Linked DNA regions of Homo sapiens: region 2 is linked to region 1. Evidence: chromatin loops called from intact Hi-C (ENCODE). Cell type or tissue: OCI-LY7. All regions are shown on one strand. Links, peaks and the distances in the headings refer to the core of each region. The heading gives the core; the rest is flanking DNA. Region 1 has its middle 21 kb from the start of NANS. Region 2 has its middle 12 kb from the start of HEMGN.

Region 1 (15,992 bases), core at 3,347-11,346:
TCGCGCCATTGCACTCCAGCCTGGGCAATAGAGCGAGATTCCATCTAAAAAAAAAAAAAATGCAAATTTAGGGCTAGTCAGCTGACAATTCCCTAGAGTAAAGAAACAGGTTATCAAGAATTTGCAAGTCTAAATAGGGGGAAAAAAAGAGGTCTTATGAGTCTATAAGATGTACTTCTATTGGCATGCCTAATACGTCTATGTATTTATGTGTTGTATACACAATGTTTCACTACTAAAAATGTATGAGTTCTAATTAACTGGCTTAAAGAAAAATAAAAGTGCTTAAATCAAATACTTTATCAAAAAAGAAAGACTAATCAAATGCTTTTTCAAGATTGCATGACTTAAGTAAACTCTTTTTTTTTTTTTTTGAGGTAGAGTCTCGCTCTGTCTCCAGGCTGGAGTGCAGTGGCGTGATCTCGGCTCACTGCAACCTCCATCTCCCAGGTTCAAGTGATTCTTCTGCCTCAGCCTCCTGAGTAGCTGGTACTACAGGTGCGCACCACCATGCTCAGCTAATTTTTGTATTTTTAGTAGAGACGGGGTTTCACCGTGTTGGCCAGGATGGTCTCAATCTCTTCACCTCATGATCTGCCCTCCTCGGCCTCCCAAAGTGCTGGGATTACAGGCTTGAGCCATTGCGCCCAGCCTAAGTAAGCTCTTTAATAAATAAGCTGACTTTAACATTATAGGTAAAATAACATTAGAAATGTTTTAAGAATTGTTAGCATTTTTGTTTGCATTTATTGATCAAGTGGTTTAGTGCTTATTCGATATCACAGTTAATCTAGGAAAACTATTAAATAATCAGGTAAATGTAATGGAATAAATGCTTGAAAAACAAACTTGTCATATAATTTGAGATCTAAGATTAATAATAGATACTAAGTGTCCAGGCAATTTTCCAATTTAAAAATTATAGGAAAACTTTTTTTTTTTTTTTTTTCCAGACAGAGTCTGGCACGTTCGCCTGGGCTGGAGTGCAGTGACACCATCTTGGCTCACTGCAAGCTCCGCCTCCTGGGTTCACGCCATTCTCCTGCCTCAGCCTCCCGAGTAGCTGGGACTAGAGGCTCCTGCCACCACGCCCGGCTAATTTTTTGTATTTTTAGTAGAGACAGGGTTTCACCAGATTAGCCAGGATGGTCTTGATCTCCTGACCTTGTGATCCGCCGCCTCAGCCTCCCAAAGTGCTGGGATTAGAGGCATGAGCCACCGCGCCCGGCCAGGAAAACTTTTTTTTAAAAGATGTCCTTAGGCCAGGCGCGGTGGCTCTTGCCTGTAATCCTAACACTTCGGGAGGCCAAGGCGGGCAGATCACTGAGGTCAGGGGTTCGAGACCAGCCTGACCACCATGGAGAAACCCCGTCTCTACTAAAAATACAAAAAATTAGCTGGGTGTGGTGGCAGACTCCTGTAGTCCCAGCTACTCGGGAGGCTGAGGCAGGAGAATGGCGTGAACCTGGGAGGCGGAACTTGCAGTGAGCCGAGATTGTGCCACTCCACTCCAGCCTGGGCGACAGAACAAGACTCCATCTCAAAAAAAAAAACGAAAACAAAAACAAAAAACAAAAAACAAAATTAGCCTGGCGTGGTGGCACATGCCTGCAATCCCAGCTACTCCAGAGGCTGAGGCAGGAGAATCACTAGAACCCAGAAGGCGGAGGTTACAGTGAGCCAAGATCATGTCATTGCACTCCAGCCTGGGCAAAAAGAGCAAAACTCAGTCTCAAAAAAAAAAAAAGATGTCCTTATTGCTGGGTGAGGTGGCTCATGCCTGTAATCCCAGCACTTTGGGAGGCCGAGGCGGGTGGATTACCTGAGGTCGGAGTTTGAGACCAGCCTGGCCCACATGGTGAAACCCCATCTCTACTAAAAATACAAATCTTTAATAAAAATGAAGAATGGAGAGAGAAAAAATTGGCTTCAAAAACAACTATAGTACACCTGTTGTTAGTTGTTCTTAAGTTTTTTTTTTCCTGCAATTTGGACTAAATCCTAAATTATTTGTGGGTTACAAGTCCCCAAACTAATGCTTTCAAATCTTTACTTTTAATACTGGGAATTTTATTCCTCATCCTAGAGCTCATTATTTACCTAATAGTACACTGTTCCCCTAAATACTATACTAAAACTGTAGATGAGAATACTGGCCAGGCACAGTGGCTCACACCTGTAATCTCAGCACTTTGGGAGACCAAGGTGGGTGGATCACTTGAGGCCAGGAATTTGAGACCAGCCTTGCCAACATGATTAAACCCTGTCTGTACTAAAAATAAAAAAATCACTGGGCACGGTGGCTCACGCCTGTAATCCCAACACTTTGGGAGGCCGAGGCGGGTGGATCAAGAGGTCAGGAGTTCAAGAGCAGCCTGGCCAAGATGGTGAAACCCCCTCTCTACTAAAAATACAAAAATTAGCCGGGCGTGATGTCGGGCACCTGTAATCCTAGCTACCCGGGAGGCTGAGGCAGAGAACTGCTTGAACCTGGGAGGCAGAGGTTGCAATGAGCTGAGATCGCGCCACTGCACTCCAGCCTGGGTGACACAGCGAGACTCCGTCTCAAAAAAAAAAAGAAAAGAAAATACGCAGGTGAAGCTGCCCCCAGGCAGGAAGAAAGGCAATGTGGAAGCTCAGAGCAGAGGTCTTGAGTGGAGAGGGATCTGGGAGCTACTCTGAGTTGGAAAAAGACCGAGGATAGGCCCAACTGCTGCAGGAGAGCGCATGCCGGGGGCTAAGCAGTGCAGAGGAGACAGCAGGTGCAGCTGCCCTGGGAGAAACAAGCAGGAGACAGAGCAGGTGTGTGTCCTGAGGAGGCGAGGCCCACAACATCAAAGGCCCCGAGCAGTCCAGGAGAATGAGGAACGAGAAGACACCAGTGGCCATGGGGATCAGGGGCCACTTGGAGACAGCAGATTTGGTGGCAAAGGGGAGTTGAAGAAATAGAAAAAGTGAAAATAGCCCTTTCTTGAAAAAGCTCAGTTGTCAAAGCAGGTGGAAAATGGACCCTGGGCTGGAGGAATCCAAAGAGTTGAGGGGTTCTGAGGAAGTGCGTGTTTGGAGACCAACAGGAGGCAACCAAAGGAAAGAGAGAGATGCCGGGTACAGTGGCTCATGCCTGTAATCTCAGAACTTTGCGAGGCTGAGGCAGGAGGACCACTTGAGCCCAGGAGTTCAAGAGCAGCCTAGGCAACATAGTGAGACCTGGTCTCTACAAAAACTAAAAAAGTTAGCCAGACATGGTGGCGCGTGCCTGTGGTCCTGTAACCACCCAGGGGTTCACCTTACCCGCTGCTAGACAGTGTCAATTCATGAAGACATGGGAAGTGCAATAGAGAAAGAGTAATTCATGCAGAGCCGGCTGTGCGGGAGGCTGGAGTTTCATTATTACTCAAATCAGTCTCCCTGAGCATTCAGGGAGCAGAGATTTTAAGGATAACTTGCTGGGTGGGGGAAGCCAGTGAGCCGGAGTGCTGATTGTTCAGGGATGAAATCATAGGGAGTCGGAGCTCTCTTCTTGCACAGAGTCAGTTCCTGGGTCGGGGCTGCAAGATCAGCTGAGCCAGTTTATCGATCTGGGTAGGGCCAGCTGATCCATCAAGTGCAGCGTCTGCAAAATATCTCAAGCAGTGACCTTAGGAGCAGTTTAGGGAGGGTCAGAATCTTGTCCCCCTCCAGCTGTGTGACTCTTGAACCATAATTTCTAATCTTATGTCTAATATTAGTCCTACAAAGGCAATCTAGAGCCCAGGCAAGAAGGAGGTCTGCTTTGGGAAAGGGCTGTTACTGTCTTTGTTTAAACTATAAACTAATTTTCTCCCAAAGTTAGTTCAGCCTACGCCCAGGAATGAACAAGGACAGCTTGGAGGTTAGAAGCAAGTTGGAGTCAGTTAAGTTAGAGCTCTTTCACTGTCCCAGTCATAATTTTGCAAAGGCAGTTTCAGTCCCAGCTACACAGCTACCCAAGAGGCTGAGGCAGGAAGATTGCTTGAGCCTCCAGAGGTGGAGGCTGCAGTGAGCCGTGACATGCTACTGCACTCCAGCCTGGGCAATGGAGTGAGAGTCTGTCTCTAAAAGTAAAAATAAGAGGGAGGAAGGTTGAAGCAGGTTCACTTATCATGCATGAAATACGGGTGTGCTACTCTAGAGGGCATGTGTTTAGTGTCTCAGGTTTTTTTTGGTTTTTTTTTTTAGACGTAGTCTCTCTCTGTCGCCAGGCTGGGGTGCAGTGGCGCGACCTCGGCTCACTGCAACCTCTGCCTCCTGGGTTCAAGCGATTCTCCTGCCTCAGCCTCCCCAGTAGCTGGGACTACAGGCACCTGCTACCACACCTGGCTAATTTTTGTATTTTTTAGTAGAGGCGGGGTTTCACTATGCTGGCCAGACTGGTCTCAGACTCCTGACCTCATAATCCGCCTGCCTCGGCCTCCCAAAGTGCTGGGATTACAGGCATGAGCCACCACACCTGGCCGTGTCTCAGGTTTAAATGGCCTTCACATTCTGGGGTGAGGCTGAGCAGCGGACTCTGATCACAGAGAAAATGAAATCCAGCACTAAAGTAACTCAGTCGCTTTTGACTGAAGAAAGCTATTGCAGTTTTGTATAATTTGTGAATAAGTGGAAATTAAAAGGAAAAAAGAGAAATCACATTTAAAAATAGTCATCTCACGAAAGCAAGTTAGGCTCATTTGTGACTAAATAAAAATTTTCAGTAAAGTAACGTAGTACTTTGTCTTACTATAGTAAAGAGGAAAGAATCAATTTTCATTCCACTCTTATTCTTGGATTTAAAGTCAGTTTCTGGTGCTTTTTCTGCTTGGATAATGAATCAATGTTCAATCTGTCCAAATGGCTGAGAACATGTAGGAAGTTCTTTAAAAATAAATTAGGCCGGGCTTGGTAGCTCATGCCTGTAGTCCCAGCACTTTGGGAGGCTTAGGTGGGCAGATAACTTGAGGTCAGGAGTTTGAGACCAGCCTGACCAACATGGTGAAAACCCATCTCTACTAAAAATACAAAACATTAGCTGGACATGGTGGCTCGTGCCTGTAATCCCAGCTACTCAGGAGGCTGAGGCAGGAGAATAGCTTCAACTCAAGAGGTGGAGGTTGCAGTGAGCCGAGATCATGCCACTGTACTACAGCCTGGGTGACACAGAAAGACTCCATCTCAAAAATAAAATACAATAAAATAAAAATAAAAATAAGAGCCGGGTGCACTGGCATGTACCTGTAGCCTTCCAGCTACTTGGGAGGCTGAGGCCATGAGGATTGCTTGAGCCCAGGAGTTAGAGGCCAGCCTGGGCAACATTATGAGATCCCATCTCAAAGAAAAACAAGTAATAACAACATATTAAACCAGACTCTTTCCTGTTGTTAACAGGAGAAGGCAAGGAAGAACTTAGTTTGGAGAAGCTAGAGTACCCAGAGTGCTAGGTCACGGGGTCAAGGTTGAGGATGGGGGTCCAGTTTCCAGATTAGACCCTCTGGAGTTTGAGGCCCCAGTGGCTACCCCAACTGTGCCAAGCTCCTTTTGAAGTTGGCTCCTAGAAAACTTCTTCTAGCCTTTAGGACTCCTGCCTAATTTTTTGCCACTCTGTGCTCCAGCTACACAGAACTATTTTGAGTTCCCTAAAGGATCATGTTCTGTCACCTCCAGGTCTTGGCACAGCCTGTTTCCTGTTCCTGCACACTCCCCACTCCTCCACCCTCCCACACTGAGCCTTGCCTGGCTACTGTCTGCAGGTCCTTCAGTGCACAAGCTGCTTCCTCTCAGAACTTTCTCTGATCTCCCCAGTAACCATCTCTGGGCTCCCACAAGACCCTCTTCTTCACCCACTTTTTTTTGTTTGTTTGTTTGTTTGAGATGGAGTCTTGCTCTGTCGCCCGGACTGGAGTGCAGTGGCACGATCTCAGCTCACTGCAACCTCCACCTCCTGGGTTTGATCAATTCTCCTGCTTCAGCCTCCCAAGTAGCTGGGATTACAGGTGCCTGCCACCACACCCAGCTTATTTTTGTATTTTTAGTAGAGACAGGCTTTCACCATGTTGGCCAGGCTGGTCTCAAACCCCTGACCTCAAGTGATCCTCCTGCCTCAGCCTCCCAAAGTGCTGGGATTACAGGTGTGAGCCACCGTGCCCGGCCCCTTCTTTGCCCACTTCTCACCCTTTATGACATCTGCCTCTTTTGTCTGTCATTCCCTCTAGAGTGTAGGCGCCTTCAGTTAAGGAACCATTTGGAGTACCTTCCCAGCACTGAACCCAGGGCAAAGCCCTAGAGAGACAAGGTGACAAGTCAGGTCAGGCCTCTGCCTGAGGTTGCCTGGAGCCTTGCATTGTCACTGTGTCCTACGGGGCCAGGGGATCAGGGCATGGACTCTCTCCTACTCTATCCCCAGCACCAAGCACAGGACTTTTTGTTTTGTTTTGTTTTTTTGAGACCGAGTTTCACTCTTGTTGCCCAGGCTGGAATGCAATGGTGCGATCTGGGCTCACCGTAAGCTCTGCCTCCCGGGTTCAAGCAATTCTCCTGCCTCAGCCTCCTGAGTAGCTGGGATTACAGGCATGAGCCCCCAATCCCCCTGGCTAATACTGTATTTTCAGTAGAGATGGGGTTTCTCCATGTTGGTTAGGCTGGTTTTGAACTCCTAACCTCAGGTGATCCACCCATCTGAACCTCCCAAAGTGCTGGGATTACAGATGTGAGCCACCTTGCCTAGCATTTTTTTTTTTTTTTTTTTCAGATGGAGTCTCACTCTGTCACCCAGGTTGGAGTGTAGTGGCATGATCTTGGCTCACTGCAACCTCTGCCTCCCAGATTCCTGCGATTCTCCTGCTTCAGCTTCCCAAGTAGTTGGGAGTATAGGCACATGCCACCAGGCCTGGCTAATTTTCGTATTTTTAGTAGAGATGGGTTTTCACCATGTTGGCCAGGCTGGTCTCAAAATCTTGACCTCAGGTGATCTGCCTGCCTCGGCCTCCCAAAGTGCTGGCATTACAAGGACTTCTTTTTTTCTTTTTCTTTTTCTTTTTTTCTGTTTTTTTGAGACAGAGTCTCACTCTGTTGCCCAGGCTGGAATGCAATGGCACGATCTCTGCTCACTGCAACCTCCGCTTCCTGGGTCCAAGCGATTCTCCTGCCTCAGCTGGGATTACAGGCACATGCCACCACGCCTGGCTAATTTTTGTATTTTTAGTAGAGATGGGGTTTCACCATGTTGGTCAGGCTGGTCTCGAATTCCTGACCTCGTAATCCACCCACCTCGGCCTCCCAAAGTGCTGGGATTACAGCCGTGAGCCACCACACCCGGCCTACAAGGACTTCTTAATACCTAGTAGATGCCAATAAATATTTTCTGAATGAGCAAGTGCAGAAGAGAAAATATGACAGCGATGACTGAGGCGTAACTGACTTCATCTGTTCTCAGGCCACATTCTGCCCCTTGGGTGAACCTGACTGTTCCCTGAGTCGTCGCTGAAGTCAGCTTTCTGGCCAGTTCCTCAGAGGAAGAAGTGAAGCATGGAGCCACCCAAGCTGCCCAACCCCAGCTGCTGAGGGCCTGCCTCAGGTCCCATGGCCAAAGAACCTGCTTCTTCCAAGGCTGTCAGTTGTCCCATTTTCGGCACCCTTGCTGATCACACCCTCGCTGGTCACACCACCTACTTTCTGCTTCCCCAACCTTGGTTCTCATCCCTGTAACATAAGCATCATTTTTATGCTGACCCTGAGAGAGCAAACCCCCCATCACACTCTGGAGGGTGTGGGGGGTGAAAGTCAACACCTTCAGTCTCTGGTGGAGGCTTGTGACCTCTGACATCCCTCATTTGCCTCCGTTTTCCAGTGCACCCCACTGCTGCATCCACCAAAGCAGTTTCGAGTGCCTGCTTGCGTGCCTGGTACCACAGCAGGTGCTGGGGATAGAATGCGGAACAAAAGAGGCCTCCACGGTCCTTTTCCTGCAAACTGTAGTTTACAATAAAAGTAAACTATATTCACGTATAACTATATGGTCTTGAATTATGATGAGGGCAGTGAAGAAACTAATTGAGTGCCGCGTGAGAAATGAGGAAAGGGACCTTCTTTAGATGGGTGGCCAAGAGGAGTCTTTCTGATGAGTTGATGTTTTGGCTGAGACCCCCACCCCAAATGTCTTCCAAATGATAATAATCTCTTCCCTCACTGGGTCCCTATGGGGTCCTGGAACACTACAGTGTCCTGAGAAGTGCACAGGGTTTTGGATAATTCAGGCCGGGGTTCACCTCCCAGCTCTGTCCTTTCACGCAGAGGAACTTCTCAACGTCCTCCCCTGTGAAATGGAGACAGCCACCACCAGAGGGCAGTAGTGAGGACTACGTGAGAAGAGGTGTGTAAGGCCCCGTTGGCTCAGACCTGCCGAAACACTCAGGGAGGGGTCTCATTCCTGAGCCCCTGCTCCCATGCCTGTTTCCACCGCCCGCAACCTGCGGGGACCTTCCCACCCTCAGACCTCATCTTGACAGTTTATCCCTGTCACTGGCCTCATCCCTAGTTTGGCTGGTCCTGCCCCTCCCCGTACCCAGTTAGGACAGTTGGTCTGACGTGTCTCCACCTTCTCATCTCACCCTTAACTTCAAAGGGTCCCCAAAGCTTTCACAACTCTCACGCTTCTCCCTCACTGTCATTGGGAATCTCCTCCATTCTAGGGCTTCAAAATTTCCCCAGGTGCAGTGGCAGGAGGATCACCTGAGGTCAGGAGTTCGAGACCAGCCTGGCCAACATGGTGAAACCCCGTCTCTACTAAAAATACAAAAATTAGCTGGGTGTGGTGGTGGGCGCCTGTAGTCTCAGCTACTTGGGAGGCTGAGGCAGGAGAATCGCTTGAACCTGGGCGGTGGATATTGCAGTGAGCCAAGATCGTGCCATTGCACTCCAGCTTGGGCAACAGAGTAAGACCCTGTCTCGAAAAAAAACAAAAACAAAACAAAAAAAATCCGTATCTTCATGGGAGACCTTTCTCACCACACTGCTTCCTCATGGTCATCTCTGAAAACAACCCCAGGAACCAGAGCGCCCCATAGTAACTTGGGCTCCGCCGTGTGATACTGTCCCCGGAAGCTGACCAACCTGATGCAGACATGTGATAGAAGATCATCTCTGGGTCAATAAGCACATGAAAAGATGCTCAACATAGTTAACTATCAGGAAATGCAAACCAAACCCATGGTGAGATACCACTTCGCACTTGCTAGGATATTTAAAATTGGAAAGATAAATAATAACAAGGATGTGGATTTTTTTTTTTTTTTTTGAGACAGGGTCTCACTCTGTCACCCAAGCTGGAATGCAGTGGCACCTGCAGCCTTGAACTCCCAGGCTCAGTGATCCTCCCACCTCAGCCTCCTGAGTAGCTGGGGACCACAAATGTGTGCCACCCTGCCCAGATAATGTTTTTTGGTAGAGATGGGGTTTTGCCATGTTACCCAGGCTAGTCTCAAACTCCTGGGCTCAAGTCATCCTCCCACCTCAGCTTCCCAAAGTGCTGGGATTATAGGCATGAGACATTGTGCCCAGCCTTGATGTTTGGCTATCCTTCCAAAGCTCTATCAACCAGGTTCTCTTCTCTCACGATTCTCTCTGCTAATGATGACTCTGTAGCCCGGAAATCATGAGGAATGGCAAGTCCATAAACTTCTGCCAACTGAGTTGCCCAGAGCTGCCCAGTTTCAACTCTTTTGAGACCCTTCCTTGGATTTTCTGAATCACCCCATAACACCCCAATAAACCCATCATTTTGATTTGTATAGCCACACCCACTTCCCTCCAGCCCCACCCCCTCCCTAACCTCTGCCAACCACTAATATTTTCCATTTCTATAATTGTGTCATTTTAAGAGGGTTTTTAATAAACAGAACCATGCAGTTCTGTAACCTTTGGGGGCTGGCTTTTTTCCCTCAGCATGATTCCCTGGAGATTCATCCTGGTTGTTTTGTGTATGGGTAGTGTGTTCCTTTTTATTTATTTTTTATTTTATTTTAATTTTTTTGAGATGGAGTCTCACTCTGTTGCCTAGGCTGGCATGCAGTGGTGTGATCTCAATCACCACAACTTCTGTCTCCTGGGTTCAAGCGATTCTCCCGCCTCAGCCTCCTGAGTAGCTGAGATTACAGGCATGCACCACCATGCCCGGCTAATTTTTGTATTTTTAGTAGAGATGGGTTTCACCACGTTGGTCAGGCTGGTCTCGAACTCCTGACCTTAAGTGATCCACCCGCCTCAGCCTCCCAAAGTGCTGGGATTACAGGCGTGAGCCACTGTGCCTGGCACATGTTTCATTTTTATAAGAAACTGCCAAACTGTTTTCCAGAGTGGCTGTATGATTTTACATTCTCACCAGACATATATAATTGATCAGTTTCTCTGCATTCTCACTAGCATTTGGTGTTGTCCTTATTTTTCATTTTTTCCATTCTGAGAGGAGTGCAGTGATATCTCATTGTGATTTTAATTTGCATTTCCCAAATGGCTAATAATAATGTTGAACATCTTTTCATGTGCTTATTTGCCTTCTGTATATCCTCTTCAGTGAAATCTCTTCATGTCTTTTGCCCATTTTCTAATTCTATTCTTGTTTTTTTGCTGTTGAGTTTTGAGAGTGCTTCATATTTCTAGTTACTAGTCCTTTTGTCAGGTATGTGGTTTGCAAATATTTTCTCCCAGTCTGTAGCTGTAGCTTGTCTTTTTATCCTCTTTACAAGGTCTTTTGCAGAGCAAAAGCTTTTAATTTTGACAAAGTCCAATATATAAATGTTTCCTTTTATGAATCATGTTTTGGGGGCTAAGTTTAAGAGCTCTTTGTCTCACTCTAGATCCCAAATGTTTTCTCCTGTGCTTCTTTTTTTTTTCTAAATTTTTTATAGAATTGTTTTTAAAATATGAAATGCTTCACAAATTTTTATATCATCCTTACATGGGGCCATGCTAATCTACTCTGTATCATTCCAGTTTTGGTTTATGTGTTGCCAAAGTGAGCAGAAAGTCTTATGGTCTTATGTTTACATTTTAGTCTGAGGTCTTTTTTTTTTTTTGAGACAGGATTTTGCTCTGTCACCCAGGCTGGAATGCAGTGATGCAGTCATAGCTTGCTGCAGCCTCCATCACCCAAGCTCAAGCGATCCTTCCACCACAACCTCTGTAGTAGCTGGGACTGCAAGTGTGCCCCACAATGCTCAACAAATTTTTGTGTTTTTTGTAGAGACAAGGTCTTGCCATGTTGGTCTCAAACTTCTGGCCTCAAGTGATCCTCCCTCCTTGGCCTCCTAAAGTGTTAGGATGACAGGCGTGAGCCACCACGTCTGGCACTGAGGTCCATTTTAAGTTAATTTTTGTACAATATATGAGACTTATGTCAAAGTTTTGTTGTTTGGTTGATTTTGGGGCCTATAGATGTCCAGTTGCTTCAGCACCATTTGTTGAAAAGACTTGTCTCCATTGATTGCTTTTGCACCTTTGTCAAAAATCAGCAGTCAAAAATAGTTGTGTGGCTCTGTTTCCGAGTTCTGTGTTCTGTTCCATTGATCTGTGTGCTATTCCTGGGCCAGAACCACACTGTGACCATATAACAGGTTTTGAACTTAGGTAGACTGATTTTTCTCTAAAATTAGCTAAATTTTAATAAACCATCTAAAATTATTCTAGCTATTCTAGTTCCTTTGCCTTTCCACATAAATTTTAGAAAAGTTTTGTCAATATTTGCAAGAAATAGATTTTGTTGGAATTTTGATAGAAAGTGTGCCAATATGGGAATAATTGACAACTTTATTATGTTTAGTCTTCCAACCCATGAACACAGTTTTACCTCTCAGTTTATTTAGATATTCTTTGATTTCCTTCATCAGCATTTTATAGTTTTCAGCATAGAAATCCTATACATGTTTTGTTAGATTTCCACCCAAATATTCCATGTTTTGAGTGATTATAAATGGTATTTTATTTTTAATTTTGGTTTCCATATGTTCATTAGTATATAGATTCTAGGAATTTTGTATGTGTGTATGTGTGTGTGTATGTGTGTGTGTGTGTGTGTGTGTGTGTGTGTGTGTAGATTCTTTGGGACTTTCTACCACATCGTATCATCTGCAAATACAGACCATTTTATTTTTGCCTTTCTGAAATGTGTGCCTTTTCTTTTCTTTTCTTTCTTGCCTGTTACACTGCCTAGAATGTTCAGTTGTATGTTGAATAAGAGTGGTGAGAGTGGACATCCTTGCCTTGTTCCCAATCTTAGAAAGAAAGCATTCCATTTTTCACCATTAAGTATAGTATTAAATGCAGGGTTTTGTAGATGTTCTTAATCAAATTCAGGAAGTTCCCTCTATTCCTAGTTTTCTGAGGGTTTTTGAGACGCTGAGATTTGTTTCTAATGGAGCTACAAGCTGTAGAGAACTTTATGAAATTGAATACATCCTAGTACAGCCACTTTATATCCAGACTGTTAAGAGTTTTGTGTTAGAGAAACCATCAACCTTATATGAGAAGATTATTCGTGTGTGTTAGAATTTGCATCTTAGAGAAAACCCTCATTTTAGAATTGGGTTGAGAAGAAGAACAAGACATTGGGTTTATTAATTGCAACTTTTGGCACAACGGTTAGAGCATTTATTTGCATCAAGGTTACATTACTGGGAAATTCATCTTACAGTAAAAAAGGTGAATAAAATATTTTTTCATAAGAATTAATGTAGAAGGGGTGGATATATTTCCAGACACCCACAGTCCAAACTTTCTATCTATTGACACAATTCACAAACCAATGGAATGACACAGAATGAATTAAGTGAGAAATAAAAGATCATATGATCATTTTACAGTGTTCTCCCTGGGATTCACGGAAGCATTAGGAAGCTACACTAGGTGCAGGTGCTACCAAAGTTAGCAGTCATTATAGTGTATCCCTGAGAGTCTGAGTCCAGTGAGGTTTGGGGTGGAATGGAAGAACCACCTGCCTCTGCCCCATCTCTACATCCCCTGCTGAGACTTAGAAACAAATACTGCACTCTGAGAATGCTCCAAAAACCTCCACCTTTCTTCTTTTTCCTTTTTTTTTTTTTTTTTTTTTTTTTTTTGTTTGGAGATGGAGTCTCACTCTCTCGATCAGGCTGGAGTGCAGTGGCACAATCTTGGCTCACTGCAGCCTCCACCTCCTGGTTCAAGAGATTCTCATGCCTCAACCTCCCACATAGCTGGGACTACAGGTGCGCACCACCATGCCTAGATAATTTTTGTATTTTTAGTAGAGACAGGGTTTCACCATGTTGGCCAGGCTGGTCCTGAACTCCTGGCCTCAAGTGATCTGCCCGCCTCAGCCTCCAAAAATGCTGGGGTTACAGGCATGAGCCACCATACCCGGCCAAACCTCCAGCTTTCTCAGGAGCTCTTGAGATGGTAAAGAAGGAATGAAGTGGAGATCCTCCCCACTGTGAACTGCAGCATTCAGCAATCCCAAGATAACATGCCTCAACTGTCCTCCAGCCGCAGCTGCTCCCAGTTTACCAACAAGGTGAGTGCAAACAATGACTTATACAGAAATTGATCCCATTTTTTATTTTTTATTTTTTTTAAGAGACAGGGTCTCACTCTGTTGCCCAGTGTACTCCAGGCTGGAGTACAGAGGTGTGATCACAGTTCACTGTAACCTTGATCTCCTGGGTTCAAGGGATCCTTCTGCCTCAGCCACCCAAGAAACTGGACTACAGGTACATGCTACCATGCCCAGCTAATTTTTAAATTTTTTTTGTAGAGATGGGGATCTTACTTTGTGGCCCAGGCTGTTCTCAAACTCCTGGCCTCAAAAAATCCTCCGGCCTTGGCCTCTCAAAGTGCTGGAATTACAGATGTGAGCCACTATGCCCAGCCCTTTTAAAATTGTTTATTTTTATTTTTAGAGATGGGATCTTGCCACATTGCCTAGGCTGGAGTGCAGTGGCTATTCACAGGTGTGATTATAGCACACTGCAGCCTCCAATTCCTGGCCTCAAGCCATCCTCCCACCTCAGCCTCTTGAGTAGCTAAGATTACAGGTGCGCACTATCGCACTTGACCTGATCCATTTAAATAACTGACATTAAGTGGAAAAGGCTTAGTGTATGGAACTCAGATCTGCTGTGTCCCAACCCAGTGCTTGGAACACAGTGGGTATTTAGGGACCTTGAATGAAATAATGAGAATTTTATTAGCCATTCTCAATCAGAAATATGTAGTTCATTTGTAAATTGTGCACCCCCTCGCCATAAAATAAAATGTGGGATGGGATCAAGAATTTAAATCTTTGAAAGGCACTTCAGCCCTCATTTTGTCCAACCTGTATATGGAGCTAGGATCTCTTTCTGCAGTATTCACAAGTACCAACAGTCCCATCTTTGTCTGCAAAGACCTTTCCACTGATTCACAGGTCTGTTCTTTTGTTCCTTATTTTTTCTTTATATCAAACTTAAATTCTCTATCCTCCAATTCTCAAACCCCAATCTTAGTTATGCATCATGAGGCTTTTGGAGAAAACCTGCCTAATGGTCTATCTCCCTTCCTGTGTATTCAACCTCCCCTTTTCAGCTGGCATTTTGCATGAGCATTGAATCATGGTCAGGTCTTGCAGCTTGCTGGGGAAGCTCCTTACACCCCTTGTCCTTTCTTCACCTCTCACCTTCTCTCTCCTCTTCACAACCAATCCTCTTGAAGGACACTTATTATCTCCACTTATCCCTCCCACTGCCCAGCTCTCCTTAGTCTGGCCTCAACCCCAACCCGAACCCTTGAATTGCTCTATGACAGATTAGCAATGATGCACCTCAGACCTTATCTTACTGGTGGACTTGGAAGCATGGATGCATGTGACACCCTAGGCTTCTGAGGACCCTGTCTTCAGGGTCATCTGAACTGGCTTTAGGGGCTGGGCACGGTGGCTCATGCCTGTAATCCCAGCACTGTGGGATGCCAAGGTGGGCGGATCACCTGAGGTTAGGAGTTCAGGACCAGCCTGACCAACATTGTGAAACCCCGTCTCTACTAAAAATACAAAAATTAGCCAGGCATGGTGGTGGGCACCTGTAATCCCAGCTACTCAGGAGGCTGAGGCAGGAGAATCTCTTGAACCCGGGAGGCAGAGATTGCAGTGAGCTGAGATAGCACCATTGCACTCCAGCCTGGGCAACAAGAGCAAAACTCCATCTCAAAAAACAAACAGGCCGGGCGCAGTGGCTCACGCCTGTAATCCCAGCACTTTGGGAGGCCGAGGTGGGCAGATTACGAGATCAGAAGATCGAGACCATCCTGGCTAACACGGTGAAACCCCGTCTCTACTAAAAATACAAAAATTAGCTGGGCTTGGTGGTGGGCACCTGTAGTCCCAGCTACTCGGGAGGCTGAGGCAGGAGAATGGCGTGAACCCGGGAGGCGGAGCTTGCAGTGAGCTGAGATTGCGTCTCTGCACTCCAGCCTGGATGACAGAGTGAGACTCTGTCTCAAAAACAAACAAACAGACAAACAAAATTAGCTGGGCGTGATGGCAGGTGCCTATAATCCCAGCTACTTGGGAGGCTGAGGCAGGAGAATTGCTTGAACCCAGGAGGCGGAGGTTGCAGTGAGCCGAGATCACGCCATTGCACTCCAGCCTGGGCAACAAAAGCAAAACTCTGTCTCAAAAACAAACAAAAAACTGGCTTTAGGGACATCACTCTCCTGGTTTCTTCCAACTGCTCTGGCTCCTTCGTGTCTTGTTGCCTGGCTGGTTCCTCTTCTTCTGTCCTCCCTTAAAAAACAAACAACAGGCTGGGTACGGTGGCTCACACTTGTAATCCCAGCACTTTGGGAGGCCAAAGGGGGCAGATCACCTGAAGTCAGGGGTTTGAGACCAGCCTGACCAACATGGTGAAATATCGTTTCTACTGAAAATACAAAAATTAACCAGGCGTGGTGGCACATGCCTGTAGTCCCAGCTACTCGGGAGGCTGAGGCAGGAC
Region 2 (15,992 bases), core at 3,633-11,632, 85 kb after region 1:
TCTCCTGCCTCAGCCTCCCGAGTAGCTGGGACTACAGGCGCCCACCACCGCGCCCGGCTTATTTTTTGTATTTTTAGTAGAGACGGGGTTTCACCGTGTTAGCCAGGATGGTCTCGCTCTCCTGACCTCGTGATCCGCCCGCCTTGGCCTCCCAAGGTGCTGGAATTACAGGCGTGAGCCACCGTGCCCGGCCTTAATTTTAATTTTATTTATTTTTTGAGACAGGGTTTCACTTCCGTCTTCCTAACTGGAGTGCAGTGGCGTGATCTCCGCTACTGCAACGTCCGCCTCCAGGGCTCAAGCGATCCTCCGGCCTCAACCCCCTGAGCAGCTGGTGTCACAGGCACGGGCCACCATGCTCGGCTTATTTTTTATTTTATTTTTCTTTGGAGAGATGGGGTTTTGCCATGTTGCCCAGGCTGGTCTTGACTCCTGAACTCAAGTGATCCACCCACCTCAGCCTCCCAAAGTGCTGAGATTACAGGCATGTGCCACCACACCCGGCCTTATACAGTATTTTAAAATGTCCACCATACCTTAATGGTTACCAAGAGACTTCCACTAATATGATCTTTTTTCTTTTTTGAGACAGGGTCTCACTTTGTCATCCAGGCTGGAGTGCAATGGTGTGATCACGGCTCACTGCAGCCTCAACCTCCCAGGCTCAAGGGATCCTCCCACCTCAGCCTCCTGAGTAGCTGAGATTAGAGGCCGGCACCACCAGCCCTGGCTTTTTTTTTCTTTTTTTTTTTTTTTTGTAGAGACAGGATCTCATGATATTGCTCAGGTTGAATATTACCTTCTTTAGCCCATTATTTACCCTGAGTGGCAGGCAGGCAAGGCAGGGCTGGAGTTGTTATTTATACATAAAGAAACTAATGTCCAGAGAGGTGAAATGACTGGCCCAAGGTCACATACATTGTAAGCAAAGGATCATAAAGGTGAAGTCCCATTCTTACGGCTATGAAGTAATAATCAGAACTGCAACACATGGGAGTTATTTTTTAAATATTTGCTGGGGTTTCGTGTTAATAGAATGCTTAAAATCAGAAACATTTTCTAGCAAATTGAGTCTATAGAAGGCTTTCAGGCATCTCTTGGGAAGTTTGGCTAAATGAAATTACAGATTTCTTCCAGGCAGGACATTCTATGAAATTTAGTGTTTACTGTGTCCCAGGTTCATGTAACTCCTGAAATGATCAGCTAAGTAATTTCCAAAACAAATAGCTCTCCTGCCCAGCCCAGCATCCCTGTCTGGCTTATCAAAGAGTCTCAAGCTCATTATTTACTTATTCTATCACCTACTTCTCACTCTAGTTTTTCTACTCCTTCACTTCCTACAACATGGCACTCCTATTACTTGATCAATTGTTCATTTCCTCTATCAGAGATAACCATGATTTAAAGCTAGAGGAATAATTTCTATATAAGACTAGAAAGCAGAAATGTCATCATGCATTATTCAGTTCTTAATTTAATTCCCATTAAGGGGGAATTAAATTGACTGGATTAGTGAAGGTTCACTTGATTCATTTCTTCTGAGAGATGACTAAATTCATTTGGGTGCCATATTTGGTAGTGGGTGTGCTAAGGGAGTTTTTGATAGGTCAGTGTAGGTGGATGATTTTCTAGGAAGGACAATCTGCCTTGGTTGGATGGAGAGGTTGTTTAAGCTCTGCCTGACAGGATTCTCCCCAGCCTCCCTGCATAAGAACAAAGTATTGTACATCTACTTGAACTGGGCAAAATCAGAGTTAATAGCAGCTTGATGGAAATAGATACCCCACTTTCTTCTGTTTGCAGTCCAGGTTCTAACCACTGCACCACATACTTTTCAGGGTGACAATTGCTCCTATTAGTTAGTGTTTCTGACACAGACGTGAAATGCAGTCTCCAATTTTAATGATATTCTATTTTTGTTGTCTAATAGGCTGCTATAAAAGTGATATCCTATTTTTGTTTTCATCAGGAAGTCCCAGGCCCTTCAGATAGAACTATGGGTAATTTTTTTTTTTTTTTTTTTTTGAGACGGAGTCTTGCTCTGTCACCCAGGCTGGTGTGCAGTGGCACGATCTTGGCTCACTGCAACCTCTGCCTCCCAGGTTCAAGCGGTTCTCCTGCCTCAGCCTCCTGAGTAGCTAGGATAACAGGGACCCGCCACCATGCCTGGCTAATTTTTTTTTTTTTTTTTTTTTGGATTTTTAGTAGAGACGGGGTTTCACCATATTGGTCAGGCTGGTCTTGAACTCCTGACCTTGTGATCCGCCCGCCTTGGCCTCCCAAAGTGCTGGGATTATAGGCGTGAACCTGGCTTAATTCTTAAGCCAGGCGTGGTGGCTCACACCTGTAATCCCAGCACTTTGGGAGGCCAAGGCGGGCGGATCACCTGAGGTCAGGAGTTCGAGACCAGCCTGGCCAACATGGCAAAACCGTCTCCACTAAAAATACAAAAATTAGCTAGGTGTGATGGCTTGCGCCTGTAATCCCAGCTACTCAGGAGGCTGAGGCGAGAGAATTGCTTGTGCCCAGGAGGTGGAGGTTGCAGTGAGCCAAGAGATCTCGCCACTGCACTTCATCCTGGGTGGCAGAACGAGACTCTGTTTAAAACAAAACAAAATAAAACAAAAAAAAAATACAAAAAACAAGAACTGTGGGTAATTCTTGATGTTCCTAGCAGTCTTTGAGGATGGAGATTCTGTCTGAGTTTGTTTTAATTTTTCTCTTGATCACAAGAACATTCTGATATTTAAACATATGAATAAGATGTACTTCTTGCTGATGGTGGGGGGACCCTCATTACAAAGTTCTAGACCAGACCTTCTTTACTTCCAGTGGTGCATCAGACTTTGCTATGTGACTCCCACACAGGTGTCTACCATGGTTGAGCAAGGCTGGCCTCTTTAGAAAGAGATGAGAGCACTAACAATAAAGGGTAATGATACAGAACATGAAGAAGCACAAAATGTTCTTCATCCTCTTGTTGGCTTTGCCCAGGATACAAGCTGATAAAATCAGATCAGATCAGATCCTGAACGCTGTGTGTTAAAGGTATTCACAGATGCTTAGGAGAATGCCAGGCAAGAAAGACCTGGCAATACATTTCCTGCATGCTAAAGTAACTCCTCCTTTTCCCTCTCCAACCTGGCTAAAAATATAACCTAAGTGTCACTAAATTCTAACAAAATACAAAAAAGCCTAACATTTGTTGAGCAGGTTGTGACAGAATATCAGTTAGCTAAGTGCTAGGTATGCAAACATCCCCAGTGCTAACTTACCCAGAGGAGGACTTGGAGGAAGGGGGAACAGAGGGTGTCAGAGAATTAACAGAGAAAGGCCAACTGCCTCTAAGGGAAAGTGCTGGAGCCAGGGCTCATGACCTAGTTGACAGGTCAGAATGGTGCAATTGCCATTTATGTCCACCTAGTGGCAGCAGTTCTAGCCAGAAGCACCTGTACCTCAATTGGTTCACAGGCCCACTGGCAGCCACCTGGAATGGAACCATTTGGAAGGTTGCATTTGGAAGCAGTGGTCCCTTTTGGGCAGGAACTGATCTAGGTTATCCCAACTCTAAACCCCAAGTCCATGTGATAGAATCTGCTAGAAACAGGGTGCTGAAGTTTCCAAACAAATGCACTTTATCATATTAGGTTCTAGTACATGTTTTATGCCAGGGATCTAAAACTCCAAGGAGTAGAGAAGTTAGCTAAAAGAGGTGAGACTAGTATTCAACTAAGGACCAGTGATAGCTGATACGAATAACAGTGGGTCGGTGGCAGGCCAGGGAGTGAGTTGGGTCTTATGTTCTGTGCCTTCTGAATATAAACCAGCCACTGAAAAGGGCAGTTTTGTTTTAGGATAGATTTGTACATGATCTAGAATTTCTGTGAAAGGAAAATAATTCACTCTATAGGCCAGCATTTCCTAAGAAGTAGTATGCATGCCACTCAGGGCAGCGCAGATAATTTTTGATGAAACGCCTTTTATTTTAATATTTCAGTATTTATTTTAAGATGTCTTTGAAGAACTATATTATACCACAAACCTATGATTTCACAGGTGATATTTTTGGTTTTCCATTTACGATAATGATATGAAATTTTCACTGTATTTGCTTATTTATTTATTTATTTATTTTTGAGAGAGGGTCTTATTCTGCTACCTAGGCTGGAGTACAGTAGTGTGATCATGGCTCACTGCAGCCTTGAACTCCTGGGCTCAAGCAATCTTCCCACCTTAGCCTCCCAAGTAGCTGGGAACACAGGTACACACCATCATGCTTGGCTAATTTAAAAAAAAATTTTTTTTGGTAGAGATGAGGTTTCTCTGTTGCCCCAGCTAAAGTTTAATTTAAAGTACTTTTAGTAAAAATGAGTTTATTTGAAAAAAAAAAAAAAACTAAGTAAATAATAGCATAAAAGCACGTCAATACAAGAACATGGTAAAAATCACAAAGGTAGAGTACAAACAATTGGAAAGTTTGAGAACTTCTTTGTTATCCTGGGGGATGAGGTGGATTGACTTGTAAACAAAGGAGTTTGGAATGTCAGATAGGCGAAGAAAAAAGTAGACTGTCAGAAGATCTGGATTCCAGTTCCAACTGCCACTCAGCCTGTGTGACACTGGCTTCTCTCTGGGTCTCCATTTCCTTATCTACATAATAACTCTTAATGCTCTGCTTAGCTTTATTATTTGGTGGTTCTATTTCACTTTTTATTAATGAGATTATAAACAATCATGATAACAGCCAGCACATACGGTCTGCTTTGTGGCAGGCACTGTGCAGGATGCTTTCCGTAAGTCATCATTCTTATTCTCACAACAGCCTTAAAAGGTAGATATTATTATTATTATTTTGAGACAAGGTCTCGCTCTGTCACCCAGGCTGGAGTGCAGTGGCACGATCTTGGCTCACTGCAATCTCCACCTCCTGAGTTCAACTGATTCTCCCACCTCAACCTCCCAAGTAGCTGGTACTACAGGCATGCACCACCATGCTCAGCTAATTTTTGTATTTTTGGTAGAGACAGGGTTTCACTATGTTGGTCAGGCTGGTCTTGAACTCTTGACCTCAGGTGATCGGCCCACCTCGGCCTCTCAAAGTGCTGGGATTACAGGCGTGAGCCACTGCACCTGGCCAAAAGGTAGGTATTATAATGCCTATTCTACATACGCAGAGAGTTGAGCCTGGAAGATTTTAAGTAACTTGCCCAAGGTCACACACAACTTGATTTGAATGAACTTGGATCTGATTCCAGAGCCTGTGTTTTTTCCCCTAAGCCTTGCTGTATCCTAGTAGTTGATTCCTATTCACCCTTCAAAACTAAGCTCAAGATCATCTCTTCCAGGAGGGCTTCTTTGACCTCCTCTCTCCATCCTGTTTAGACATCTCTCTCCTCAGTGTTCCCTTAATTTTCTAAGTATGTCTTTTGCTGTTGTTGTTGTTATATTTGCCTTTGCGTCCCCAACACCCTGCATAGAATAGGTAGTCAACAAATCATTATGGAAACAGAGGGAGTGTGAAGGAGGGGGAGAAAGGGGAGAAAGGAGAGGGAAAGAATTACAAAAGAAAATATATTGCTACCTTATTTTATTAAATACTAAGGAAGTAGAATTGAGAGATAGGAGAGGAAGGTGGTTAAGCATATGGCCTCTAGATTCAAGCCACCTACCTTTGCTACTTACTAGGAGAGTGTCTTAGAGCACAGATTTAAAGCCTGTGCTTCAGTTGCTTCTTCTATAAAATAGAGGTATCAATAGCACCTACCTTAAAGACTGTTGTAAAGACTAATGAGTTACTATACGTAAAGTGCTTAGAGCAGTGCTTGAGATGTGATAAGCAAGTACTTTAAATATTGGCTATTATTATTTCTGTGAAATAAATAAAAGTGAATGTAACACTATTATATACATATAATGCCTCTTCATTTCCCAACTGATTGACTGATGGCAGGGTCTTTCCAAGGCAGTATGAATAAAGACAATTATACCCATAGGATGAACAATGTAATAGCCTTGTCTTTCCAATCCCATGGTAGCAGCATTAAGCACCCCATCTCTATGCTCAGAACATTTAGAAATATTGATATTAAAATTATCACACTGGGCTGAGTGCAGTGGCTCACACCTGTAATCCCAACATTTTGGAAAACTGAGGCAAGAGGATGGCTTGAGGCCAGGAGTTTGAGACCAGCCTGGGCAACATAGTGAGATGCTATCTCTACAAAAAAATGTTTTAAAAATTAGCTGGGCATGGTGGCATGTGCCTGTAGTCCTAGCTGTTCAGGATGCTGGGGCGGGAGGATCGTTTGAGCCCAGAAGTTAGAGGCTGCAGTGAGCTATGATTGCACCACTGCACTTCAGCCTGTGTGATAGAGCAAGACCTTGTCTCTTAAATAAGTAAATAAAGAAAGAACATTATCACACTGTATTATATTCTAAATCCAGGTTTACTTGCTGTCTACCACCCTCAATTAGGCTGTGAGTTCCTTGAAGGAAAAGACTCTCATTTGATTTCTCTCTCTGTCTCCAATTCTTAGCAAAGGGGTTAGTAAGAAATAAATGCTTAATAAATGTTTGCTGAGTGAATATAATAGAAAAGATGTGTACACATAAGCAATAAAATAAAAAATATTAGAGGTCCATTCCAAGATGGCCTAATAAGAACAGCTCTGGTCTGCAGCTCCCAGTGTGATTGATGCAGAAGATGGGTGATTTCGGCATTTCCAACTGAGGTACCTGGTTCATCTCACTGGGACTGGTTGGACAGTGGGTGCAGCCCACGGAGGGCAAGCCAAAGCAGGGATGGGTGTCGCCTCACCTGGGAAGTGCAAGGGACTAGGGGATTTCCCTTTCCTAGCCAAGGGAAGCCGTGACAGACTGTACCTGAAAAACAGTACACTCCTGCTCAAATACTGCACTTTTCCAACAGTCTTAGCAAACAGCACATCAGGAGATTATATCCTGTGCCTGGCTCGGCAGGTCCCACACCCATGGGGCCTTGCTCACTGCTAGTGCAGCAGTCTGAGATCAACCTGCGAGGCAGCAGCCCGGCATGGGGAGGGGCATCCGCCATTGCTGAGGCTTGAGTAGGTAAATAAAGCATCCAGGAAGCTTGAACTGGGCGGAGCCCACCAGTTCACTGCTGCAAGGCTTGCTGCCTCTATAGACTCCACCTCTGGGGGCAGGGCATAGCTGAACAAAAGGCAGCAGAAACCTCTGTAGACTAAATGTCCCTGTCTGACAGCTCTGAAGAGAGCAGTGGTTCTCCCAGCATGGTGTTTGAGCTCTGAGAATGGACAGACTGCCCCCTCAAGTGGGTTCTTGACCCCTGTGTAGCCTAACTGGGAAAAACCTCCCAGTAGGGGCCGACTGACACCTCATACAGGCGGGTGCCCCTCTGGGACAAAGCTTCCAGAGGAAGGATCAGGCAGCAATATTTGCTGTTCTGCAATATTTGCTGTTCTTCAGCCTCCCTGCTGGTGATACCCAGGCAAATGGTCTGGAGTGGACCTCCAGCAAACTCCAACAGACCTGCAGCTGAGGGACCTGACTGTTAGAAGGAAAACTAACAAACATAAAGGAATAGCATCAACATCAACATAAAGGACATCCACACCAAAACCCCATCTGTAGGTCACCAACATCAAAGACCAAAGGTAGATAAAACCACAAAGATGGGAAGAAACCAGAGCAGAAAAGCTGAAAATTCTAAAAACCAGAGCATCTCTTCTCCTCCAAAGGATCGCAGCTCCTCGCCAGCAACAGAACAAAGCTGGACAGAGAATGACTTTGATGAGTTAACAGAAGTAGGCTTCAGAAGGTCGGTAATAACAAACTTCTCCGAGCTAAAGGAGGATGTTTGAACCCATCTCAAGGAAGCTAAAAACCTTGAAAAAAGATTAGACAAATGGCTAACTAGAATAAACAGTGTAGAGAAGACCTTAAATGACCTGATGGAACTGAAAACCATGGCATGAGAACTACGTGATGCATGCACAAGCTTCAATAGCCAATTTGATCAAGTGGAAGAAAGGGTATCAGTGATTGAAGATCAAATTAATGAAATAAATTGAGAAGTTTAGAGAAAAAAGAGTAAAAATAAATGAACAAAGCCTCCAAGAAATATGGGACTATGTGAAAAGACCAAATCTACGTTTGATCAGCATACCTGAAAGTGACGGGAAGAATGAAACCAAGTTGGAGAATACTCTTCAGGATATTATCCAGGAGGACTTCCCCAACCTAGCAAGGCAGGCCAACATTCAAATTCAGGAAATACAGAGAACACCACAAAGATACTCCCTGAGAAGAGCAACCCCAAGATACATAATTGTCAGATTCACCAAGGTTGAAATGAAGGAAAAAATGTAAGGGCAGCCAGAGAGAAAGGTCGGGTTATCCACAAAGGAAAGTCCATCAGACTAACAGCGGATCTCTCAGCAGAAACTCTACAAGCCAGAAGAGAGTGGGGGCCAATATTCAACATTCTTAAAGAAAAGAATTTTCAACCCAGAATTTCATATCCAGCCAAACTAAGCTTCATAAGTGAAGGAGAAATAAAATCTTTTACAGACAAGCAAATGCTGAGAGATTTTGTCACCACCAGTCCTACCTTACAAGAGCTCCTGAAGGAAGCACTAAACATGGAAAGGAACAACCAGTACCAGCCACTGCAAAAACATGCCAAATTGGAAAGACCATCAATGCTATGAAGAAACTGCATCAATTAACGGGCAAAATAACCAGCTAACATCATAATGACAGGATCAAATTCACACATAACAATATTAACCTTAAATGTAAATGGGCTAAATGCCCCAATTAAAAGACACAGACTGGAAAATTGGATAAAGAGTCAAGACCCATCAGTGTGCTGTATTCAGGATACTCATCGCATGTGCAAAGACACACATAGTCTCAAATTAAAGGGATGGAGGAAGATCTACCAAGCAAATGCAAAAAAAAAAAAAAAAAAAAAAGCAGGGGTTGCAATCCTAGTCTCTGATAAAACAGACTTTAAACCAACAAAGATCAAAAGAGACAAAGAAGGCCACTACATAATGGTAAAGAGATCAATTCAACAAGAAGAGCTAACTATCCTAAATATATATGCATCCAATACAGGAGCACCCAGATTCGTAAAGCAAGTCCTTAGAGACCTACGAAGGGACTTAGACTCCCACACAATAATAATGGGAGACTTTAACACCCCACTGTCAATATTAAACAGATCAACAAGACAGAAGGTTAACAAGGATATCCAGGACTTGAACTCAGCTCTGCACCAAGCAGACCTAATAGACATCTACAGAACTCTCCACCCCAAATCAACAGAATATACATTCTTCTCAGCACCACATCACACTTATTCCAAAATTGACCACATATTTGGAAGTAAAGCACTCCTCAGCAAATGTAAAAGAACAGAAATCACAGCAAACTGTCTCTCAGACCACAGTGCAATCAAATTAGAACTCAGGATTAAGAAACTCACTCAAAACCGCACAACTACGTGGAAACTGAACAACTTGCTCCTGAACGACTATTGGGTAAATAATGAAATGAATGCAGAAATAAAGATGTTCTTTGAAACCAATGAGAACAAAGATACAACATACCAGAATCTCTGGGACACATTTAAAGCAGTGTGTAGAGGGAAATTTATAGCACTAAATGCCCGCAAGAGAAAGCAGGAAAGATCTAAAATGGACACCCTAACATCACAATTAAAAGAACTATAGAAGCAAGAGCAAACAAATTCAAAAGCTAGCAGAAGGCAAGAAATAACTAAGATTAGAGCAGAACTGAAGGAGATAGAGACACACACATACACAAAACCCTTCAAAAAATCAATGAATCCAGGAGCTGTTTTTTTTTAAAAGATCAACAAAATTGACACACCGCTAGCAAGACTAATAAAAGAAAAGAGAGAAGAATCAAATAGATGCAATAAAAAGTGATAAAGGGGATATCACCACTGATCCCACAGAAATACAAACTACCATCAGAGAATACTATAAACATCTCTACACAAATAAACTAGAAAATCTAGAAGAAATTGATGAATTCCTGGACACATACAGCCTCCCAAGACTAAACCAGGAAGAAGTGGAATCTCTGAATAGACCCATAATAGGCTCTGAAATTGAGGCAATAATTAATAGCCTACCAACCAAAAACAGTCCAGAACCAGATGGATTCACAGCCCAGTTATACCAGAGGTACAAATAGGAGCTGGTACCATTCCTTCTGAAACTATTCCAATCAATAGAAAAAGAGGGAATCCACCCTAACTCATTTTATGAGGTCAGCATCATCCTGATACCAAAGCCTTGCAGAGACACAACAAAAAAAGAGAATTTTAGACCAATATCCTTGATGAACATCGATGCAAAAATCCTCAATAAAATACTGGCAAACCAAATCCAGCAGCACATCAAAAAGTTTATCCGCCACGATCAAATCGGCTTCATCCCTGGGATGCAAGGCTGGTTCAACATATGCAAATCAATAAATGTAATCCATCACATAAACAGAACCAATGACAAAAACCACATGACTATCTGAATAGATGCAGAAAAGGCCTTTGACAAAATTCAACAGCCTTCACGCTAAAAACTCTCAATAAGATAGGTATTGATGGGACTTATTTCAAAATAATAAGAGCTATTTATGACAAACCCACAGCCAATATCATACTGAATGGGCAAAAACTGGAAGCATTCCCTTTGAAAACTGGCACAAGACAGGGATGCCCTCTCTCACCACTCCTATTCAACATAGTGTCAGAAGTTCTGGCTAGGGCAATCAGACAAGAGAAAGAAACAAAGGGTATTCAATTAGGAAAAGAGGAAGTCAAATTGTCCCTGTTTGCAGATGACGTAATTGTATATTTAGAAAACCCCATCATCTCAGCCCCAAATCTCCTTAAGCTGATAAGCAACTTCAGCAAAGTCTCAGGATACAAAATCAATGTGTAAAAATCACAAGCATTCCTATACACCAATAACAGACAAACGGAGAGCCAAATCATGAGTGAACTCCCATTCACAATTGCTACAAAGAGAACAAAATACTTAGGAATCCAACTTACAAGGGATGTGAAGGACCTCTTCAAGGAGAACTACAAACCACTGCTCAGCAAAATAAAAGAGGACGCAAACAAATGAAAGAACATTCCATGCTCATGGATAGGAAGAATCAATATTGTGAAAATGGCCATACTGCCCAAGGTAATTTATAGATTCAATGCCATCCCCATCAAGCTACCAATGACTTTCTTCACAGAATTGGAAAAAAACTACTTTAAAGTTCATATGGAACCAAAAAAGAGCCCGCATTGCCAAGACAATCCTAAGCAAAAAGAACAAAGCTGGAGATATCACGCTACCTGACTTCAAACTATACCACAAGGCTACAGTAGCCAAAACAGCATGGTACTGGTACCAAAACAGAGATATAGACCAATGGAACAGAACAGAGGCCTCAGAAATAACACCACACATCTACAACCATCTGATCTTTGACAAACCTGACAAAAACAAGAAATGGGGAAAGGATTCCCTATTTAATAAATGGTGTTGGAAAAACTGGATAGCCATATGTAGAAAGCTGAAACTGGATCCCTTCCTTACATCTTATACAAAAATTAATTCAAGATGGATTAAAGACTTAAATGTTAGATCTGAAACCATAGAAAACCTAGAAGAAAACCTAGGCAATACCATTCAGGAGATAGGCATGGGCAAGGACTTCATAACTAAAACACCAAAAGCAATGGCAACAAAAGCCAAAATAGACAAATGCAATCTAATCAAACTAAAGAGCTTCTGCACAGCACAACTACCATCAGAGTGAACAGGGAACCTACAGAATGGGAGAAAATTTTTGCAGTCTACCCATCTGACAAAGGGCTAATATCCAGAATCTACAAAGAACTTAAACAAATTTTCAAGAAAAAAACAAACAACCCCATCAAAAAGTGGGCAAAGGATATGAACAGACACTTCTCAAAAGAAGACATTTATGCAGCCAACAGACACATGAAAAAATGCTCATCATCACTGGTCATCAGAGAAATGCAAATCAAAACCACAGTGAGATACCATCTCACACCAGTTAGAATGGCGATCATTAAAAAGTCAGGAAACAACAGATGCTAGAGAGGATGTGGAGAAATAGGAATGCTTTTACACTGTTGGTGGGAATGTAAATTAGTTCGATTGTGGAAGACAGTGTGGTGATTCCTCAAGGATCTAGAACTAAAAATACCATTTGACCCAGTGATCCCATTACTGGGTATATACCCAAAGGATTATAAATCATGCAACTATAAAGAAACATGCACACATATGTTTATTGCAGTACTATTCACCATAGCAGAGACTTCGAACCAACTGAAATGTCCATCAATGATAGATTGGATTAAGAAAATGTGGCACATATATGCCATGGAATACTATGCAGCCATAAAAAAGGATGAGTTCACGTCCTTTGCAGGGAAGTGGATGAAGCTGGAAACCATCATTCTGAGCACACTATCACAAGGACAGAAAACCAGACACTGCATGTTCTCACTCATAGGTGGGAATTGAACAATGAGAACACTTGGACACAAGGAGGGGAACATCACACACTGGGGCCTGTCTGGGGGTGGGGGGCAGGGGGAGGGATAGCATTAGGAGAAATACCCAATGTAAATGACGAGTTAATGGGTGAAGCAAACCAACATATCACATGTATACCTATGTAACAAACCTGCACGTTGTGCACATGTACCCTAGAACTTAAAGTATTTATATATATATGTATATATATGTATGGTAAGATGTATATATATATATATATATGTATATATATGTATGGTAAGATGTATATATATATATATATATATATATATATAAAGATGTGCAAAAAAGTTATGTAACATTCACTACAAAAGAGGCTAAAATCAAGCATGGTTATAGCTCAGAAAGGAGAGACCACATCTAGGCAATTAAAGGGAATAGAACAGAATGGTTAAATCCCTAAACTTTACAGTCGGACAGCCTTAGTTTTGAGCCCTAATTCTGCCACTCATGAGTTTATGTGATCTAGGGATATAACCTCTTTAAACCATGGTTTTGTTATCAGTGAAATGGGGATACTATTAGTTGGAAAAATGAAATGAGATACTGCATATAAAGTGTCAGCTACCCATTATGAGTTTGTAGAGTGACTAAAGTCTCATCATATCATTGTCATCGTTGTCATCATCATCATCATCAAAGGCTTTGTGATTAAGGCACTCACTATCTGGATCGGCAGACATATGACAGAAGACTGAACAACCAGAAGTTATGAAGATAGGTACTGTGGGTGTTAGAAAGATTCACGGCAAAACAGGGAAGGCAAGTGGTACTATTTAATGGAAACATTGGGTAGTTCCAGGAAAGTAATGGGAAAGAACATTGGGAAGTTAGACTTAAATGCCAGACTGGGAAATTTAGTCTTTATTCTGCAGGCAATACTGAGGCTTTACAGGATTCTAAACATGGAAGTGACTGGTTCAGAGCCAGCTGTAGCAGGAATATTCTGGATGTTTGTGCAGGATGGACTTGGGAGGGTGAGGGCAGATGAAAGCAGATAGCCACTTAGGGAGCTTTTCCAATGCTTCCAATGAGAAGTTGAGGCCCCTCTCTGGGATGGTGGTATAGGACAGGAAAAGATGGAATGAGCATGTGGGACACTGGGAAGAAAGAACTGGCAGAACTGTATCTAGCTGAATGTGAGAGACAAAGTGAAGAGGCAGAGTCAAAGAGACTTCTGAAGGCTAAGAACTAGATGGCCAGGCATGGTACTACTATTCTAACAGAAATAAAGCACAGGGAGCCTAGTTTTAGGGGGGAACATATATTTGCTTTTAGTTATGCTAAGTTTGAGGTGCAGTGGGACATCCAGCTAATAAGTGATAACCAAGAAACACTTGGAAATGTGATCTTAGAACTCAGACATATTTATTTAGAAGACATCTGCAAAGAGGTAGTAGCTAAAAGTATATAGTTGGATCAACTGTCTTTGGGTAAGAGTATTAACTCAAAAGGATCAGGGACTCTTGGAAAACACCTCCCATACCTAGGGGAGTGAAAGAGAAGCCTGTGAGCAAGGAGGAGGAGAAGGGAGAGAGAGGTGAGAACACCACACCATCAGAGAGGCTCCACACCATCAGAGAGGCCAAAAGTGGAGCAAATTTCATGGAGGATAGGAGTACTCAGAGGAATTATAAGCTGCAGAGAGGTCAAAAAAGAAGAACTGAGAATGGACCACTGGATTTGGCCATTAGGAAATCATTGATGATTTATGAGAGAATGAGTGAAAGAAAAAGCTAGATTACATATGCAAAGCAATGAAATGGTGTAGGGGGAAAAGGAGACACTGAGAATATATTACTAGTTCAAGAAGTTCAGAAATGAAAGGACAGGGATAAGGGGGAGGCTCAAGGTGGGACCAGAATTGCTCTTCCCCAGATAAATGACCACTCATCAGTGTTTATTCAGAGATGTTTGTCTATACTCTAACAGAAGGAGCATTTGTGGGAGGATTCCAGAGGAGGGACTTTGGGACAAACTAGATTGAAAGGCAGGCTACAGCCATTCTAAGTTATAGAACATGTTATCTATATGTGTACAGCAGCATCTGTTTTAGCAGACAGAAGTCATTTATCATGCATCAACAGACTGAGAGAGAGGGGAACAAGAAACTGTCCTTCTCCTTCTCCACTTAGGAAAGCAAAGCTTGATCCAGTCTTTGAAAAGTATTTAAAAGCTTTGAAAAAGTATGTCAGCAAGGAAGGAATGCTAAGAAAAACAAGTGTCCATTGTGTTCCCTTCCATGACTTTTCCACCCAAATGTATTTTAGGAAATTGCCCAGGTGCATCATTAGAACACTCTAATATCACTATCAACACTGTCCGGGTTGATGGGACTTATATCTGCCGTGTTTTTCATTTTATAAAAAGCTCCCATGATCTCTTTTATCCTCACAGAATCCCCATGAGGTATTACCTTTCTCTATTTTACAAGGGAAGAAACTGAGGATCAGAAAGAATTAAGTGATTTTCCCCAAGTTACCCAGCCAGGAAAATGATAGAGCCCTGTACCCCTCATTCTTTTCAGTGTATGCTTTCATATAATATGGTCTTCACAGTATGGCTCTCTGACTATGGCATGACAAACCAAAGTGTACCAGGGCTCTCATCTCTCTGGTTTTGGAGGCGCTATAATTTTTATCAATATAGCCTTAAATGGCGTTAGCTTTGGGGCACTTTTACCCCGTCTTGTTTTTGACTAAACAGTATCCAGTACATGGCCTGAGCTATTTTTTCCTGTGCTCCCTTTTCACCCCCATCTTAAAGGGCCCTAGGGCAGAAGTTTCAGCAATGTGTTTCCTCCCTCCTTCATTTGCCCAGTTCAGTCAGGCCTCTGAAATGTATGACCAAATTCTCAATACTTACACCTGCTCCAGATGGTCAGGAAGCAGGAAAGCAACTCTCTCCCTCAATACCTAGTTTGTTCTAGTAGGAAGAGGGCCAGGCTGGGCTTGGTAGCTCATGCCTGTAATCCTAGCACTTTGGCACGCAAAGGCAGGGGTATTGCTTGAGCCCAGGAATTCAAGACCAGCCTGGGCAATGTGTCAAAACCCTATCTCTACAAAAAAAATACAAAAAATTAGCCAGGCATGGTGGTGTATGCCTGTAGTCCCAGCTACTTGGGAGGCTGAGGTGGGAGGATCACCTGAGCCCAGGGAGGTAGAGGCTGCAGTGAACTGTGATTGTGCCACTGCACTCCAGCCTGGGCAACAGAGTGAGACCCCATCTCAAAAACAAAAAAAAAAAAAAAAAAAAGAAGGAATTAGAGGGAATTGGAGGCTGAAGGCCCAGCTTCTGGTGCGAACTACCAGTCTCACTCTGTGATCTTAGTTATATCACTCAATGCACTGAGCACCAGTTTCTTCA

Evidence for each region. Hi-C counts contacts between places; a loop is a spot of excess contacts. Peaks named below come from ENCODE experiments on the same cell type or tissue, not always from the same donor. Only the 100,000 strongest peaks of a DNase experiment are listed, where the experiment ranks them.
Region 2: it touches region 1 in a loop (7-fold over the local background); 6 of 110 quality-filtered maps call a loop at or near these places.

The regions. Positions count from the first base shown.
Region 1 is chr9:98,027,251-98,043,242 of GRCh38, reverse strand. It overlaps the pseudogene RNU6-918P and a transcript of TRIM14 not described here. Among named protein-coding and RNA genes, the nearest start is that of NANS, 21 kb to the left of the region's middle. RefSeq lists enhancers at 2,852-2,931, 7,069-7,208, 7,289-7,358, 6,537-7,736, 8,329-8,438 and a silencer at 5,654-5,703. In OCI-LY7, for the core only: CTCF peaks have their summits at 4,145, 8,119 and 8,318 (motif pointing right); DNase peaks (open chromatin) are centred at 4,142 and 8,332; H3K4me3 peaks cover 1,622 bases; H3K27ac peaks cover 1,220 bases.
Region 2 is chr9:97,942,164-97,958,155 of GRCh38, reverse strand. It overlaps a transcript of HEMGN not described here. Among named protein-coding and RNA genes, the nearest start is that of HEMGN, 12 kb to the right of the region's middle. In OCI-LY7, for the core only: no CTCF peak of the experiment used is centred there; a DNase peak (open chromatin) is centred at 7,125; H3K4me3 peaks cover 488 bases.